Regions from separate parts of the Homo sapiens genome. Here region 2 is linked to region 1. A link is an interaction called in ENCODE POLR2A ChIA-PET data of the cell type or tissue named here. Cell type or tissue: A673. All regions are shown on one strand.

Region 1 (2,500 bases):
GCTGCAGTGAGTTGTGACCCGGCCTGGACAAAAGAGCGAGGCCCTGTCTCCAAAAAACATAAAATAAAATAAAATATATATATATGCATGTAAAAGAAAAACATGTATATAAAAGAAAATTAAGTATGAGACCAAACAAGGCCCAGCTTCGTTTGCTGTAACTTGAACAAGGCTGGTGACCTGTTGGTCTCATGGCAGAAAAAACAACCCAGAGAAAAATCAACACTGCAGAGTTTAAAAAAAAAAAAACAAACCTTATAATTTATTAACAAAATTCACATTGTACAAAAGTACAACGATAACTGTACACCTGTTTCTCTGCAAATGTCACTTGGTAAATTACTATCATCTTTTATAGACAGGCAAAACTGGACACACTTTATAATCTTTCTGATAAATATATCGCCACTCTGCATCCGGCCTGGATAATGCTCTTCAGGACGGCATAGGCTGGAGCCTGTTAAAAACAATAAGCAAACAAAGAAACATGTTATGTGCTCATTTTCGGTTGTAAGATTCAGGGCTGGCAGGGCAGGCTTTGGATTTCTCTGGATAAGAAATAGATCTAAGGAACAATTTATTTTAGTTTCAAAGAAAGCTATTCAAAAGGTCGGAATGCCTCTGCTACTACTGCCAAAGCATTGGAGTCATCCAGATTCTCACAGGAAAGGAAATGAAGCTCCTGGGAGACCAAGGCAGGCAGCTCACCTGAGGTCAGGAGTTCGAGACCAGCCTGGCCAACACAGTGAAAACTCGGTCTCCACTAAAAATAAAAAATACAAAAATTAGCCAGGCATGGTGGCATGCACCTGTCATCCCAGCTACTTGGGAGGCTGAGGCAGAATTGCTTGAACCTGGAAGGAGGAGGCTGCAGTGAGCTAAGACTGCACCACTGCACTCCAGCATGGGAGACAGAGTGAGACTGTGTCTGGGAAAAAAAAAAAAAAGCTTCTGGGGAAAAGGAGAAGGCATAAAGCAAGAAAGGAGATTCCCAATCTGGAGCAATAATGCGTTTGCTTGCTTTTTGTCAAAGCAACGTCATTGGTTTTCTCTCCCTTTCGCTGTCACTTTAAAATGTATTTTTCTGGCAACAGAAACCTCCTGCCCCTTCAGCCTCCCAAATAAGGAGTCCCAAAGCAGAACAGGTAACAGTAGGGCCCTACCAATTCTGCATCATGGTCGAGGCCTATGTCATGGTGCTCAAGCTCTTCATCCCGAAATTTCTTTATCAGCTGGTTAAATAAAAAGACACCAAAGCAAGTTAGCCTTCCAACTCTCCTGCTGTTCCATTTCATTTTGGAGGCTAAAGCCTCTTATTATGGCCTAAGACAGGGAGGCCAGCTTTTCCTCTAAAGGGCCAGAGAGTAAATACTTTGTTGCAACTACCCAACTCTGCCACTGTAACCAGAAAAGCAGCCGGAGACATGCAAACAAATGGACGTGCTTGTGTTCCAATAAAAGTTTATTTAAAGAAACAGGTGGCTGGCCACAGGCCATAGTTTGCCAACCTCAGATTTAGACTCTAAAAAACTAAACAGTTCCCTTATTTGCTGTGGAAAATTATCTCAGGATATCTATTCATTTATTCAATCTAAAGGGTTCCTGCTCACAGCATCTGCTCAGAATCTACCAATGATAAAGAAGTGGGCCGGGCGCGGTGGCTCACGCCTGCAATCCCAGCACTTTAGGAGGCCAAGGCAGGAGGATCACCTGAGGTCAGGAGTTCCAGACCAGCCTGGCCAACATGGTGAAACCCCGTCTCTACTAAAAATACAAAAATTAGCTGGGCGTGGTGGTGCATGTCTGTAATCCCAGCTACCTGGGACGCCGAGGCAGGAGAATCGCTGGAACCCGGGAGGCGGAGGCTGCAATGCAGGCGGAGACCACTGCACTCCAGCCTTGGGGACAGAGTGAGACTCCATCTCAAAAAAAAAAAAAAAAAAAAAAAAAAAGTGAACAGCACCAGGTGGTGTGGCTCACACCTGTAATCTCAGCACTTTGGGAGGCCGAGGCAGAAGAATCACTTGAGCCCAGGAGCTCAAGACCAATCTGGACAACATAGAGAGAGACTGTGCCTACAAAAAATTTTAAAAATTAAAAATAAAATAAGTGAACAGGACAGGGCTCAAGAGACAAGGGTTCTGGCCGGATGTGGTGGTTCATGCCTATAATTCTAGCACTTTGGGAAGCTGAGGAGAGAGGACTACTGGAGCTCAGAAATTCAAGACCAGCCTGGAAAACATAGTGAGACCCCATCTCTTAAAAAAAAAAAAAAAAAAAAAATTAGCTGTGAGTGGTGGCTATGTATGTAGTCCCATAGCTACTCGGGAGGCTGAGGCAGGAGGATCACTTGAACCCAAGAGTTTGAAGATGCAGTGAGCTATGACTGTGCCACTGTACTCCGGCCTGGGCAACGGAGCAAGACCTCATCTCTAAATAAAAAGAAAAAAGACAAAGGAGACAAGGGTTCTAGTCCCAGCTCTGTCTGTGCTGTATGGCC
Region 2 (2,500 bases), 320 kb before region 1:
TTTTGCAAACAACTACCCAGATAATGCACCAAAATTATATAGAAGAATTAAAACAAATTAACCTATTAAGTGGGAGGAGAACGGTATGGCTCTTTCAAGCCCAAAAATGATTGATCCAATTATAAGTCCAGAACATCTAGAATTGTGGAAATTAATGATGGCTCAAACCCCAATTCGGATTTGGAAAGGAGAATATAAAACAAAGACCCTTAGTAAAAAAAACTTTGATTTGTCGTAGCCATGACCTCTAATCAGACATTCCCATTGCAGAGTTTTGTTAAACCTCCTTTTATGTTGGCAGTGGGAAAAATTAATATCCTAACTGACTCTCAAACCATATCATGCCTCAACTGTCATCTTTTTACCTGCATTAATTCTACCTTTAATAAAGATAATAGCATTTTACCGGTTAGGGCCCAAGGAGTTTGAATAACTGTTTCCCTCAATAGACCTTGGGAGGCCTCTCCCTCCATACATATTATCACGGAAGTACTAAAAGGAATACTTAATAGATCAAAGAGATTCATATTTACTTTAATAGCTGTGATCATGGGCCTTATAGCTGTCACAGCTACTGCTGCTGCTGCTGGTGTTGCTTTGCACTCTTCTATTCAAACAGCGGGCTTTGTGGATAGTTGGCAGAAAAATTCTTCTAAGCTTTGGAATTCCCAAAGCCAAATAGGTCAAAAATTGGCAAATCAAATTAATGATCTCTGTCAAACAGTAATTTGGATGGGAGATTGGATTATGAGCTTGGAGCATAGAATTCAAAAACAATGTGACTGGAATACTTCCGATTTTTGTTTTACTCCTAGCTCTTATAATGCCATTGAACACCAGTGAGAGACGATTAGACGTCACCTACAAGGAAAAAAAGATAATTTAACATTAGATATTGCTAAACTGAAAAAACAAGTTTTTGAGGCATCTCAGGCTCATCTCACCCTATTGCCTGGAGCTGATATTCTTGCTGGAGCCTCTGATGGCCTTTCTAATACCAATCCTTTAAAGTGGATTGAAACCATAGGTGGATCAACAATTGCAAATTTTATTTTGGTTTGTGTCTGTTTATGTTGCTTGTTTTTAGTCTACAGATGCAGATGGTGCCTTGGGAGAGAAACCAGACACCATGAATGAGCCATAATAGCAATGGCAGTTATTAATAAAAAAAAATCAATAGAGGCAAAAAAGGGGAACATGTGGGAAAGTGTTTCTGGGGTGCCAGTTGAGTTGGTCTCCCCTGTGTGAGACACCCATGGGAAGCCATGGGCAGCCTCTGGGGAGAAAAGTCTCCTTATTGCTTTCATGTCTTTATGCCCCAAGAGCATAACCACTCAGCAGCATTCCACAGGTTGCTCAGGGAGACAACACTCCCTTGAAGCAGTGGAGTATAATCAAACATCTTGGCTCCTCCTTAAACCCGCTCCCACCCATTTCAGTCCTGATAAGCTAAAGATCTTAAGTAGTTTAGACACACGCCTTTGCTCAAGGAAATTCACAGAAACCGCCACTGCTACACATCTTATGGAATGACTCACGAGTTCTCCTTCACTGATTAATCCTTTTCCTCATCCCTTCCTCCCCCTCCCATCTGCCCTAAGAACAAAGAGCTTGTAAACCAGTAAATTTGGCAGAGCTCAAGAGCTCTGGGCCGTGAGCAAGCCTCCGATATTCTGGTCCCCTGAACCCGCCTTTTAAATGCTTATTCTGTCTCTTTCTAACTCCTATGTCTCCACCAGACTCAGGGTACCCACTGGGTGGTGTGGGGCTGGTTTCCCTAACATTCCCCACCAAATAAAGCAGCTCCAACCTTCTAGATGGTTGCTCAGCTCAGAAGTCTTAGAGAAATTCTGATGCCTCTCCTCACATTTGCTCTGTCGGCAAATCCTGGTGTCACAAGAGGGCTCAGGAGGGTTTCTGGATGCCAACGAGACCCCAGCCACAGCCGGTCCCCAGATTCTTGACATCATCACAAGAAAGAATTCACAGGTGAGTCAGAATGAAGTGAAATGCAAGAAGCTTTTATTGGAAAGCAAAAGTCTGCACTTAAGAGAGAAGTGGGTGCATGCTCGTGAGAACGAGTCACGCAAACAGAGTTTGGGTTTCTAATTTTATTTGGTGTTTCTTTAATTAGGGGGTGGAATAATCATTAGGTATTCTGGAAAAGGAGGGGACTTCAGGGACCCCTGAAATTGCCCATGCTAGAGTGTTGTGGCACAATCCTAGCTCACTGCAACCTTGACCTCCTGGCCTTAAGTGATCCTCCTGCCTCAGCCTCCTGAGTAGCTGGGACTACAGACGTGCACCACTATGCCTGGCTAACTTCTAAAAATTTTTAGTAGAGACAGGGTCTCATTATGTTGCCTAGGCTGGTCTTGAACTCCTGGCCTCAAGTGATCCTCCCACCTTGGTGGGAGCCTGCAATTACAGGCATGAGCCACCACACCCGGCTTCTGCTTTATTATTTTCCAAAGCACTCGTCCCTGCCTGACACATTATA

The links. ChIA-PET counts read pairs that join two places held together with the same protein. Peaks named below come from ENCODE experiments on the same cell type or tissue, not always from the same donor. Only the 100,000 strongest peaks of a DNase experiment are listed, where the experiment ranks them.
Region 2: POLR2A ChIA-PET joins it to region 1 with 8 read pairs; 2 of 35 experiments call an interaction of 5 or more read pairs at or near these places.

The regions. Positions count from the first base shown.
Region 1 is chr16:19,076,038-19,078,537 of GRCh38, reverse strand. COQ7 (coenzyme Q7, hydroxylase) reads right to left here. Exons shown (of 6, transcript NM_016138.5): 5 at 1,164-1,232; 6 at 1-457. The coding sequence ends at 380. Among named protein-coding and RNA genes, the nearest start is that of COQ7-DT, 9.6 kb to the right of the region's middle. In A673, no CTCF peak of the experiment used is centred here; no DNase peak of the experiment used is centred here.
Region 2 is chr16:19,392,865-19,395,364 of GRCh38, reverse strand. It overlaps LOC105371114 (a long non-coding RNA gene), which reads left to right and starts at 1,633. Exons shown (of 3, transcript NR_188657.1): 1 at 1,633-1,989. RefSeq lists an enhancer at 936-2,135. In A673, no CTCF peak of the experiment used is centred here; a DNase peak (open chromatin) is centred at 1,524; H3K4me3 peaks cover 305 bases; H3K27ac peaks cover 473 bases.